Linked DNA regions of Homo sapiens: region 1 is linked to region 2. A link is a contact called in ENCODE Hi-C or POLR2A ChIA-PET data. All regions are on one chromosome and are shown on one strand. Each heading gives the region's core, a stretch centred on a gene start or an enhancer-like site at or near the end of the contact. The rest is flanking DNA. Distances are from core to core; before and after follow the strand shown. Region 1 holds the start of KIF16B (kinesin family member 16B). Region 2 holds the start of KIZ (kizuna centrosomal protein).

Region 1 (6,568 bases), core at 4,069-6,568, 4.6 Mb after region 2:
ACTCGCTTTTCCAACACTAAACATTTGTTCAAGGAATTTCCTCTGCTTTAGAAGTCACCTCCTCACCATTTTCTGGGTTCAAATCTGTCCCTCCTGCAAGACCGATCTCCAAAACTAATTCATCCATGAAACTTTTCCCAATCACTTTAAATAAACATGGTTTCTCACTCTTTCGAAGTTAAAATGAGGCCACAGACTCTACAGTCTATCAGTTCTGAACTATTTATGACCACATAGTTTTATATATATGGTTGCATACAGTTATATGCAATTGAAAACAATCATTTTTATCTTAGTATATAAAATGACTATGATTTAGGGTGATAGCGTCTATTAAATTGAATCTAATGTGATTTCTTTATTCACTTTTGCTATAAAAGAAAGCAGGCATTCATGGTTACCTGCCTAAAGCTTTACTAAAATTACTTAGTACGATTTTTGCAATTATCTTTACTGTGATTTTGGAGCTCAGATTTTCTCTCTAGCCCCAAAGTATACTTTTTCAAATTATTCCTGCTTTTAATGTTTAGTATTTTAGAAGATTCTAAATATACTTTAAATTTTGTGACTTAGAAAATGAAAATCGTAGGCCAGACGCAGTGGCTCACACCTGTAACCCCAGCACTTTGGGAGGCCAAAGCAGGTGAATCACTTCAGGCCAGGAGTTTGAGACCAGCCTGGCCAACATGGTGAAATCCTGTCTCTATTAAAAATACAAAAATTAGCCAGGTGTGGTGGCAGGCACCTGTAATCTCAGCAGCTTGGGAGGCTGAGGCAGGAGAATCACTTGAACCCGGGAGGTGGAGGTTGCAGTGAGCCAAAATAGCGCCACTGGACTCCAGCGTGGGGGACAGAACAAGACTCTGTATCAAAAAAAAAAAAAAAAAAAAAAAAATTGGTGCTGGGTTTGGACTTGGTATCTGTGATTCCTGTCTCTGGTACTACTATTTATTATACATTTATTTGAAAACCAGGAAAACACTTGTTTTTCTCATTGGCTCACCACATAGCTCTTAAATTCAACTTAAGTCCCTTGGTGTAAGGCACTCCTGTAGGAGACACTAAGTGTATCATGTGATATAATGCTTCTGGTGAGTGCTTCTAGCACATAGGGAAATCGATGGGTTTATGAGGTGTCAGTTATATCCTTCGTCCCAATTTAAGCGTGCCAGTCTGATGTTCATCAAGATTTTTTAAAAGTCATGTTTGTAAGAAAGTAAATCAATTTTATTCCTCAGAGGCTAGGATGAAGAAAAAGCACAGCTCATGAGAAATACAGTATTTTTCTTCTGATAACAGTATTCCCTGATGATTCAAATATTTTGCGGTGGAGTGAACATTCTATTACAGTGCTATTTTGCGTGGAAATGAAGAAGCTAAGACTCAGAGAGCTTAAGTCACTCAAAAGTTTTCGTCCATTAAAAAAGTTTTCAAAATAGAGATTAAAAAAAGATTTGAAAAAACGTTTTAAAAAAGAGATTGCTAAACATCAGAAAAAAATTTCAATAATAAATGAAGACCAAAATAAACTACATCAAAACAAACTAAACAACCACATCCCCCACCCCACAGTCCCGCCATGCACATATGCATCTTGAGACCATTTGGGTTTTAACCCAGATTTCAGAATTTTCTCTTCTCCTTCCCATCACAATTCAACCTTCTTAGAAAATAAAAATGTCGGCCGGGCTTGGTGGCTCACGCCTGTAATCCCAGCACCTTGGGAGGCAGAGGTGGGTGGATCACGAGGTCAGGAGTTCGAGATCAGCCTGTCCAACATGGTGAAACCCCCCATCTCTACTAAAAATACAAAAATTAGCCGGGCTTGGTGGTGGGCACCTGTAATCCCAGCTACTCAGGAGGCTGAGGCAGGAGAATCGCTTGAAACCGGAAGGTGGAGGTTGCAGTGAGCCGAGATCGCGCCACTGCACTCCAGCCTGGGCAACAAGAGCAAAACTCTGTCTCAAAAAAAAAAAAAAAAAAAAAAAAAAAAAAAAATATATATATATATATATATATATATATATATACACACATATATATGTATATATACACAATAAAAATAAAAATGTCTTTTATCCATCCAATTGAATTTTAAAATCATAGATTCTTAAACCTTTTTTATGCCGTGGACCCTTTTGGTTGTTTGGTGAGAGTAACATTTTCAGAATAACATTTTAAAATGCATAAAATAAAATAAATGGGATTACCAGGAAAATCAATTATACTGAACTATAACTATTAAAATGTTAGAAATAAATGTGATCTTAAGGTAGGTTTGTTATTTAGTGGCTCTCTTGAGTACCCACCCCTCCTTTGCGGGGCCCTCCCACATTGCCTGGGCGTGACCATGTGACTGCCTTTGGTCAATGGAAGTCCAGCAAAGGCTTGTGCATAGTGCGGTGCTCTCCTGGCGAGGTGTCTCGCCGCCGCAAGAAATCTGGAACCTGGTCTAAACTTTTTGAGGATGAAAAAGCAAAATGCACCAACTTTTCCTCACCCCAGGTGAGCCTAGAGCCCAGCCACAAAGCCCGGGTGACACCAGCAACCCAAAGAATTGAGAGAAATAATAACCGGTTTTTGTTTTAAGCCTCCACATTTTTGGCCATTATTTTTATGCATCAGTACATAACTGATTTGGATCCCTGAATTCTTACTGACCTTTTGGGCCCTGGATTTACTGCTTTTTTTTTTTTTTGAGATTGGGTCTCACTCTGTCACTCAGGTTGGAGTACAGTGGTGCGATCTTGGCTCACTGCAACCTCCTCCTTCCATGCTCAAGCGATTGTCCCACCTGAGCCTCCTGAGTAGCTGGGACTACAAGCACACGCCACCATGCGTGGCTTTTATTTTTGTTTGTTTTATTTTGTCGTAGAGACAGGGTTTTACCGTGTTGCCCAGGCTGGTCTCAAACTCCTGAGTTCTGGCAATCCATCCTCCTCGGCCTCCCAAAGTGCTGGGATTACAGGCATTAGCCACCGTGCCCGGCCTAGAGCTTCTGTAACTGTTTTTCACTATCAGTTATTTTAAGCTCTCACAGTTTGCGTAGAGGTCATCTATCCCCTGGCTCCTTGCAGGGAGGGTGGCAGCCGACAGCATCTTCACTCCCCGAACGTGCTGGAAATGCCATGTCTCAGGCTTCCCCTCTGACTTGCCCATTAGAAGCTGCAGTTTCACAAGACCGCCAGGTGATTCCTTTAAACATTCAAGTTTGCAAAACACTTTAAAGCAGGCACACTAAAGTCTGAGATGAGCAAACCCCTTATCTTATAATAATCTTCCCTTTCAGAAACTTCCTTCACGCCCCAATAGAAATATTTTCTGCTAAGAAAGTGCCCGTTCCGTATCGTCTGTGATGATCAAGCCTTACTGCTTCCTATTGAAAAGCTCCAGGCATGCTGTTTGTTGTCTAAAGCGTCTGCCGGGCTGCGATGGTCCGTTTTGTGTCAGACAGCAAAGTCGTGGATGGAAAGGGGGCTTATAAACACGTGTAGGTTGTTGGAATTACATTAACGAATGAATGAGCAAAACCTTCTAAACCACCGACCAATGAAACCCCGATACAGAAAATCGCTGTCATGAGTAAGTTAGCACTCCTGAAGAGTTTGAATACTGAACTGGCCAGAGTCTGCGCGCCGACGCCCCCCAGGTGGCCGGAGTGACCCGGAGCAGGCGTGGCTGTCTCTCAGACCCGCGCGTTGGGCCCGAACAGTTTGTCCCCACGCAGCTCCCATATAAGGCGGGCCCCTCCCCTGCCCCAGCCAGCTAGGTCGCCGCGCTGGCTCCCTGGCGGCTTCTCAAACCAACCCGCCGCTACTGCGCATGCTTGGCAAGCTCGCCCGCTCCTTAATATCCTGCTCCGGCTGTTCCTGCCACCCGTTGGTCAAATTCGCACCCAGCTCTGCTCCAGACAGAGGGAAAACCCAGTGATTTCCGGGCTCTAGAAACAAAGGGAGGCTATGATTCCCTGCTGGCCCTAGGGGTCCAGGGAAGGTTATGGAAAGATAATTCTTTGTGTAAGCGGGTTGCGTACTTGCAGACATCATCCCACTTGATGCATTCACCACTCTATGCCGTTGTTCCTGATTTGCAGATGAGACAAGAAGCCTCAGAGGCGCCCAGTAATTCAGAATTACAGGCTGACAAGGCTAGTGTTGGAGCTAGGACTTAAAAACAGGAGTTCCGCCTCCATTCCTTGCGTCTCCCATTATAGCTTGGCTTCCTGGAATGGCTGCTCCTGTGGCTCGCAGGTGGGCTTCTGGGTGTGCGCAAACGATTTCATGCATGCTCGATTCACTGAATGAATGAATGCATTTACCTTCTACACAGGAAGGGAGGTGGAGCTCACTTCTACCAGAGGCCCTAAGCCTTAAGATACCAGTTGTCGGCCTGGCGCGGTGGCTCACGCCTGTAATCCCAGCATTCTGGGAGGCCAAGGCGGGCGGATCATTTGAGGTCAGGAGTTCGAGACCAACCTGGCCAACATGGTGAAACCCCGTCTCTACTAAAAATACAAAAATCAGCCGGGCGTGGTGGCACGCCCAGCTATTCGGGAGGCTGAGGCAGGAGAATCTCTTGAACCCGGGAGGCGGACGTTGCAGTGAGCCGAGATCGCAGCATTACACTCCAGCCTGGGTGACCGAGCGAGACCCTGTCTCAAAAAAAAAAAAAAAAAAAAAAAAATACCAGTTGTGTTCGCCTTTAACTCCCTTATGATTAAAACTAAAAATTACTAAAGTGTACAAAAGTGCAAAACAAGTCTAAATAAGGTTTGATTCTAGCCAATATAATGACATTCCCGCACACATTTAAAACATCCAACACCCTATTAATTTTCGTTTATCGGTATCCCGAGTTAAGGGGTCCAAAACATACGGTCGGACCTCCTTAGGGTAGCAGAGAAGGCCCTAGCGGAGTTTGCCACCAACAAGCTGTGATCATCTCTGCGCCTCAGTTTGTTCGTGTGTAAAATGGATACGTTAACTCATGTTTGGCTGGGTGAAGCCAGGTTCTTGTTAAGGGCTGAAAAACTGGCTTTGGTCACCTGACCCCAGGACTGTGATCCTTGCCGCTGGCTTTAAATTGCTGCGATCCTCTTCTCTCCAGTTGTTCAGGCCATGAGGGTGGGTTCTAGTTTTCCTGAAACCATCCGCTCCGGGTCGCCCCCATAACCTCTGCGCCAAGGTCCACAACGTGGCCTTTCCAGACTTGCAGATCCCGGAGGCTGCTTCCAGGCCCCGCGGCCCCGCCCCTCTGCACCGCCCGGCCGCCGCCAAACCGTGGCGCATGGATCACGCGGGCCGGAGCCGTTCTGGGCATGCTCAGTGGCCTGGCAGGTGGGGCTGCCGCGGAACTCCAGGTCCGGCCGGGAGCAGAGGGGCGGGGGCGAGAGGGAAGTGGGCGGGAGCCGCGATCTGAGTAGCCAGCGTCGCCGGCGACCGCGGAGTTCTGGGCTAGTGGGACCCCGCGCGGGCTGGTTCGGGATGAGCGATGGCATCGGTCAAGGTGGCCGTGAGGGTCCGGCCCATGAATCGCAGGTGAGTGGGGCCGCCCGCGCCCCGCCCCCTCGTCGCGCCCCCACCCAGAGGAAGCCTGTTTCCAGCTCCCCCAAAGCCAGCCTGGACTTAAAAGTGTCACCGGCTGGTCCCTGGCCCACCGGGCCCAGGCTGTGGCCTCTGGGGGCCTGGAGGACTTCGTGCACTGCTGTCCCGTTCACATTGCCCTGGAGAGGACCCTGGTGGTAAAGGAGAAGATTCTATTAACTCTCTCCATCGTATTAACTTGAGATGTTCTTGTTCCCCCTTTAAAAAAGCATCAAGGGAACGTTACCATGAAGATGTAAAATAGTTGGGGGGAAGGTGAGAGTGCTGAGGGGGGGCACCACGAACTGTCAGGTGAACCCCTCATTTCTACCAACTCAGAAGTTCTCTTAACAATTAACCATGCTACTTTTTAATCTTTCAGTTAGAGATGATTTTGATTCCCTGAATGTCTAATCGATAACTTAGCAGTTCCTAACTTCATGTTAGAGAGTGGATGGGAAAACTTTGACAAAGTCCTGACTCCTAGAAAAAAGTCAGGGACGCTTTACACGTGTTTGAAATACTCTGATATTAAGAGAGAGGAAGAGTGTTACACACAAAATTTAATCTTGTTATATATTTCTACGAAGTAATGCTTTTTCAGAATCCTTCTCTTCATTCACTGAAAAATAGCCTGTGCTCCCTTTTCAATGACCTCTTTTTAATCCGTTTAGAAAGTTTCTTTGGAAAAGTTACTTTTTAAATTGGTTTGACTTCAAAGAATGAGGTAGAAATGGGATGTGTCCTCCAAGGTGACAGGCAAGGTTCACACAGAGCCATTTGATTTTATTGACTTCTCTACCAAGTTGGTGGATATTTGACTTACCATAGGGCCTTTTTGCTTTTGTCATATCAACTTGTGGAGGTTAATGTTTGGTAGTTCTGATGCCTGATTGGGGCAGCCGAAGGCCATAAAATCAAAAGATTTCCAGAACCTTATTTGACTCATCTAAATCTGTTTCTTCTCTTGGCAAGTAGGGAATCAT
Region 2 (6,848 bases), core at 3,260-5,759:
TAGCATCACAAATCTTTACCTTCTCACTAGTAAGAGTGAACTTAGAATAGAAGTGAAGGAAACATAGCATAATTGCTTCCACATTAGAAATTTTTATTAGTTACCATTCCCCCCCTAGAGTTTCATGATCAATTGGGTACTTGGTTCATGCAGAATGAATGACTGGATAGTGTGAGCAACTTGTCATTAAATTACAAAGAAAGGAAGACCTCTGAATACATCTATGACCCCATGCCCTGAGGTAGTGCTTCATTTCTGTTGTATTCCTAAGAAAGCACGACTGCAGTCTGGTAATGAGACACCATCAGATAGACTCAGCTTGAGGGTCACCCTCTAGAATGAAAGCTGTACTCTATGAACTTGTCAGGAACATGAAAGACAGGGAAAGACTGAGGAATCGTTCCAGATGTAGGGAGACTGAAGAGACATGCCAGCCAAATGCAACCGCGGTTTGCAGGTGAGCCACTGGACCAGGGGGAAAAAAAAGGGAGCATCGTTAAGATAGCTGGTGAAATCTGATGCAGTCTGCGGACTGGTTTCACCACTAGGAGGGCTGTATGGTGTGATCATGTACAAGAACATCCTTGGCTTTTGGAAACACACATTGAAGATTTTAGGAGTGATGAGGCATCATATATGCACTTCTCAAACAGATCAGAAAAGGCTAATGGTTTTAGATAGACAGATTTAAATAGATACCCAACTGATATCTCAGTGTCAAAAATCTAATAAAATGTTAATAGTTGAGGGATCTGGGTGACAGGAACACTGGAGGTCTTTGTCCTATATTCGCAACTTTTTTGTAAGCTAGAATTTACTTTAAAAAATATATATATATATACACACATTTTTTTTTTTTGAGATGGAGTCTCACTCTGTTGCCCAAGCTGGAGTACAATGGCACAATCTCAGCTCACTGCAACCTCTCCCTCCTGGGTTTAAGGGATTCTGTTTCAGTTTCCCAAGTAGCTAGGATTACAGGCATGCGCCACCACACCCAATTAATTTTTGTATTTTTAGTAGAGACGGGGTTTTGCCATGTTGGCCAGGCTGGTCTCAAACTCCTCACCTCAGGTGATCCACCCGCCTCTGCCTCTCAAAGTGCCGGGATTATAGGTGTGAGCCACCACGCCCAGCCACTTTAAAATAATTTCTAAAATTCACCTATGACTTCTAGTGAAAAAGGACCACAGTCACTTTGGAAATCCACCACCTCCCAAGCAGCAAGTTCTTCTTAGTAATGAATGTAAAATTTATTTGTAAAACATCTTCAGCAGATGCAGACATCTGCTGCTCACACTTCTCTATCATAACACTTCATACCCTGATAATCAAACTCCTCTTGGCTTTCTCTCCCAGGCAAAACGGTGGTAATCTTGTTAACTCTTCTTCACAGGCCTATTTTCTAGCCCCTCATCCACACTGCAGCACCTCAGAATGCTGAGCCCTCCATGTCTTTTTAAAATTTAATACTAAAAACCAGATATTTGCCTCAATGAAAAGCCTTTCCATGGCTTGCAATTCTTACATATTAAATCTCTATTCAGAATCTTTGAAATACCCATCCCTGGGATGCTTACCCATAGTTCATGTTTTCAGTCACCCCTCACTTGGACCTTTCAGTTTTACACAGCTAAGTGGTCCTTATCTTGCTGAGTTTTCTACTTTTAAGCCACTTGTTATTCTGTTTTTGTCTCGATACCACAATTCTATACCATCTTCAGCTTACTCTACTAATATCTCAGTGTCAGTTTCTAGACTATTATGATATCTTACTCTGAATCAATATAGGCACTGAAAAAACCGCGGCTGGCTAATGGGCCCTTTTAAAAGGATGTTTTTGTATAACCGTAAGAGCCAATTCCACTTATAAGTTTCTACCATGCTTGTGGGTGCTATACACACTGTAACAAGTCACTCCATTAGACTCTTTTAGATTCAATTATTGACTTTCACCACAATGCAGAAAAAACACTGTACACACATAGGAAAACATTCAGACGATAAAATTACATCTACGTGTAACTACAGCTAACATGACTTGGGCTGGAAATATGCTGGTTATTTGACCAGCTAACATTGCAATGACCACCTCTAAAAGGGCTGAGAAAGAGGGAGTTTTTTTTTGTCTCCCACTTCCCAGAAGTTTCTGGATTGATAAAGCAGCTGTGACTACCCAGGGTTGCTCCCTATGAAATGACTCAGGAATTTTAGGAGACAGTGGTATCTGTGATCAGTGGGATGCTTTGTGTTTCTTTGTTTAAAAAGGTACAACCAAGGCCGGGTGCAGTGGCTCACACCTGTAATCCCAACACTTTGGAAGGCAGAGGCAGGCAGATCACCTGAGGTCAGGGGTTCGAGATCAGCCTGGCCAACATGGTGAAACCCCATCTCCACTAAAAATACAAAAATTAGCTGGGGTTGGTGGTGGGCGCCTGTAATCCCAGCTACTAGGGAGGCTGAGGCAGGACAATCGCTTGAACCTGGGAGGTGGGGGTTGCAGTGAGCTGAGATCATGCCATTGCACTCCAGCCTGGGTGACAGAGTGAGACTATGTTTCAAACAAATAAACAAACAAACAAAAAGGTACATCCAAACACTCAAATTGGATACAGACAATAATATTCTTTACACATTGCTTTGCAAAACTACAGCTTTCAGCTTTTTTTTCTTTTTTTACTTTAAGGCCCATTATTCTAGCAAAGAGAGAAAGAAAAAAATCTGTGGCCTTACTTTGCATATTAGTCAAGCCCCCTCATTCCTGGTAAAGAACCAAGGTTCAGAGAGGTGGAACAACCTGCTCAAGGTCACACAATTGTTCGTGGACTAGAATCCAGGTTTTGATATTTCTACTGCAGCCTTTTCTGTATCTAGAATTATTTGCCTCTATAACTGTGTCCAGTGTGCATTAATTTGAGTTAGTTATAAATTCTTAAAATGAAAAATGAACACACACAGCAACAGATTTGTACTGACTTAAAAATAAAACAAATCTCGAAATGCAGAACCGTGAACAGGCTATAAAATTTGATTCACATTCCTTATATATTTTCAACAGCCTCACCTTGTTTAATAATTAAATAAGTGTTAATCATAAAGTACATAATTATTATACAGTTATTGTGCCATAAGGACTATAAACAGCCAGGTGTTCCTAGCACAGGAAACAAAAATAACTTACAATTAATAGTTCAAAAAGAATGCCATTTATGAGTGCTGTAAGAATGCCAAGAGTCACAAAAGTTAGGGAATGGGTTGAAACAGGGAAGGCTCTACAGGAAGAGATTTCTTTTTAAAGTCAGAAATTAAGAGGTCACTGATATGGGTGAGCGGTGACATGTCAGAAAGAAAATAGGACGTAGAAAAGGAGTACAAGGTAAAAAAAATGCTAACGACAATTAAGGAAGCCTGTTGTAGATGCTCTATAAATATCTGACAAGAATTAAATCTAGCGTAAGATAAATGTAATTCCTTTTCAAAATCGCTCACTTCTGCCTTTATTTTCCATGTAATTATTGTTATCATTTTAGCACTGTCACGCACACAGCTCTCCTGTTCACTAGAATGATTTTGTAACTTTTAACACTCATTAAATGTTTTGTTTATCAAGAGATCCAAAAATGTATTTCCTTTCTTGTCAACTAATGAGAGTTACAACTCCAATTAACTTAGCAGCTAAATAAGAGGTCCAGCAATTTATCTTTTACGTGGTTATTCATAGTACATTGCGGTATAATTTTCTCTCTATATGCACTCTTAGATCTAGCTGTTTTCAGTGGTTCCCATCTTTCATATCTTAATCAAAGGCATCATGAACCCTCTGGAAGCTGGACTTCTCTAGCTGGAAATTTCATCCCTTCGCTGGAAATCTAGCCAGCCCTCGCTACCCCTAAAAGTCTCCTGAGTTTAAACGGGGGCACATGTTTGACACACACACACACAACCGTCTGCGTTCCAGGACTTGTCATCATTGATGCAGTGCAGCTGTCACGGCGGGATGGCAATTTGAAGAGAGTGGGGAGGGGGCGTGTAAAAGGGGACAAGAGAAACTCACAAGGCTTGATGGAGAGTGACAGGCAGAAGAACTCCCACCTTCACTTCTGGGCAAATTCTGTGACGCGGCCGCATCCTCAAACCGTAGACCAGGCTTTAGCTGCTATTGACGGGGCGGGGGCGGTCTCTCACCTCTCTCCGCTCCCACCCCCAATACAGGGGGTGGCTCTAGTAAACACTGTCCTCCAGGCCCCACTGGGAGCCTGGGGGGCGTTGCGCGCGGGCCTGGGCCCCGGGGAACCTCGGACGGGGGAGCGGGAAGGAAAATGGGGCAGGGCACGCGGAAGACCCCCGGCGCGGGCCGACTCCCCACCCCCGCCCCAGTGCCCTTACCTGTCCCGCAGCCCGTGCTGGAGTTGGCCCAGCCTCTCGTAGTAGTCGGGACTCGACAGGGGCACGGCCGATGCGAGGGTCCGGCTCATGCTGCTGCCGCTGCGCCAGCTCAGCACAGCCTCTGGGTGGCCGTTCGGCCGGGGTTGCCGAAGGAGACCGCCCCACCATGCACCGCGGGTAAACACCGCGCCGGGCCGCCTGCAGGAGGCGGGGCAAGACGCCGTGGGGGCGGGGCGCCGCTGAGGGACGGGGCGGAAGCCGGCTTTGTGGGGGGCGGGACGAAGACCTGCATGGGGCGGGGAAGAGGCGTGGCAGAGGCGGGGCGTCGTGAGGCCGGGGCGGACCACGTCGGAGGGGCGGGCGCTCGGTGCCCTCTCCTCTCTCCCTTGACGCGGTGTCTCCTTTCCCCTCACCTTCCAGGATTCGCACAAGCTACGTTAATGTTACAAGGCGCATTCCCTCCCTTTCTTTCGTCTCTCGCTTGCTTCTTTTCCTCGATCTCCTTTCTTGCCAGGATTTGTTGAGTGCCAGGCACTGTACTAAGCTTGTTCTATTATATCAGCACTCAAAAGCGACACAAAACACCAAGTAAAAAAAGACAAACCCTCAAATGCTAAACAGCCGTGCTCAGCCCCGACAGTGGACCAACCCCTTACTCGAAAATCCGTGCTGAATCTAAGGATTGTTCCAGGTGCCAGTATCGTTGGCGAGAGGGAAAAGTTGATAACTAGTTGCTTGGGAAGCAGACGTTTGTGCAGACAGCTCTAAGGGACAATGCTCCTAATGTCCTGTAGGATCCTCTAGCAGGAGCCCGGGAGCCAGACTGCCTGGGTGTACATTCCCTATCCACGTCCCAGCTGCCAAGCCGTGTGCAAGTCACCCCAGGTTTCCTCATATGTAAAGTGGGAGGCTGTTAACACAGGATTAGTTTAGGATTCGATTGTTAATATGTGTTAGTGTTTATAAGTGGGCCCAGCACATAGAAAGCATCAGGTTTTATTATCATCACCAACGTCGGGAAAAAGCTTCCTGAAGGAAGCCAACCATATTTCAAAACCCACTGGGCAGAAAAATTAAGCCTTAGCCTGCTTCTCTGCCTTCCTTTCCTTTTTTTTTTTTTTTTTTTTGAGACAGAGTCTCACTCTGTTGCCCAGGCTGGAGTGCAGTGGCGTGATCTCGGCTCACTGCAAGCTCTGCCTCCCGGGTTCAAAAGATTCTCGTGCCTCAGCCTCCTGAATAACTGGGATTACAGGTGTGCGCTACCACACCCAGATAATTTTTGTTTTTTTTGGTATTTTTTATATTTTAAGGAGAGACGGGGTTTCACCATGTTGGCCAGGCTGGTCTTGAACTCCCAACCTCAGGTGATCCACCCACCTTGGCCTCCCAAAGTGTTAGGATTACTTGCATGAGCCACCATGCCCGGCCTGTAGAGTTTCTTTAGTCTCTTATTGTTCACTTCTTTTGGTTTCTTTCCTATGCCATTAATTTTACTTACACATACAAGGTGCAAGGTGTGACAAACTAAAATTGTAAGAGAGATGGAACACTCAAAGGCCAACAACACAAAACTATGATTTTACTCAGCCTTCCATTCACATTTGCCAGTTCCAGGGCAAGAGTGTGAATGGAGGCCCTCATACCATCCGCCTAAATATTGAATTATAATTCAAGATAACAAACTTAGGTAAAATACGTGTTCTCCTCTCCACTTTGACCAATATGCCTTCTTAAGAACCTGGACAACCAGGGTGGAATTTAGTTTGCCTGCTTCTCCAGCTCCCCCCAACTCCATTTCCCACCCCAGGCTCAGTCTTGCTTTGTGAGGGGGTCTCATACACTAGCAGGGATGTGTGTGCCCTGCCTCTTCTCCTCCTCTTCTCCAGCCAGCAAGTCCCAACTCTGCCTACATCCCCACCTCAGCCTCCTCTTGGCCGGGCAGTGAGCATGCCAGTGATGGTCACCCTTGCAGGAAAGACCCAGCCAAGAGGCCTTTTAAAGCCTTAGAAAGCAGCTTGGGCCCCTTTGAGCAGGGAAGGTAAGGGTGTTGGGTACTTAGAACGTGTTCTAGAAGAGCATGTGTGTGTATGTGTGTGAGCACCCCAGGTGGGCCTGTCATCTGGCCCTGGGACCTCCTTGCCTTGCGTGGAGCAGCATGGGCAGAGAAGGGCTAGAACAGAACCTCTAATACACAGAAGCCAGGGCAGAGGCCTTCTTGCCCTGGTCCAAGGGTAGCACTGATGTGACTTTTATTTAGTTTTTATTCAGATTATATCCAATTGATTCAGTGGTAATGTGCAAAGGTTTATTTTAATGAGTTTAGTGTAACTAACATTTTACTACAACCCTGGCAAAGAAAAGAAAAGCATTAAATTTTTAGGATATTTTATTTAGGACCATGCCCCCAGGGTTAGTTTTTTTTTTTAAGAAAAAGAATCCCCAAACAATTAATATAACTAATT

Evidence for each region. Hi-C counts contacts between places; a loop is a spot of excess contacts on that map. ChIA-PET counts read pairs that join two places held with the same protein, here RNA polymerase II (POLR2A). Pooled maps may share reads with other maps.
Region 1: a map of CD8-positive, alpha-beta T cell shows a loop between it and region 2 (15-fold over the local background). The contact joins the promoter of KIF16B here to the promoter of KIZ in region 2. A Hi-C loop is called at or near these places in 1 of 168 maps with a recorded cell type or tissue (CD8-positive, alpha-beta T cell) and 7 of 50 pooled maps. POLR2A ChIA-PET finds 5 or more read pairs at or near these places in 1 of 52 experiments (HepG2).

Annotation. Positions count from the first base shown.
Region 1 is chr20:16,572,198-16,578,765 of GRCh38, reverse strand. KIF16B (kinesin family member 16B) reads left to right here and starts at 5,318. Exons shown (of 26, transcript NM_024704.5): 1 at 5,318-5,537. The coding sequence starts at 5,491. It overlaps LOC124904875 (a long non-coding RNA gene), which reads right to left and starts at 3,463. Exons shown (of 2, transcript XR_007067539.1): 1 at 3,039-3,463. RefSeq lists silencers at 5,282-5,411, 5,198-5,427 and an enhancer at 5,040-5,561.
Region 2 is chr20:21,123,743-21,130,590 of GRCh38, reverse strand. KIZ (kizuna centrosomal protein) reads right to left here and starts at 4,509. Exons shown (of 13, transcript NM_018474.6): 1 at 4,387-4,509. The coding sequence starts at 4,475. RefSeq lists enhancers at 3,991-4,040, 4,941-5,040 and a silencer at 4,201-4,780.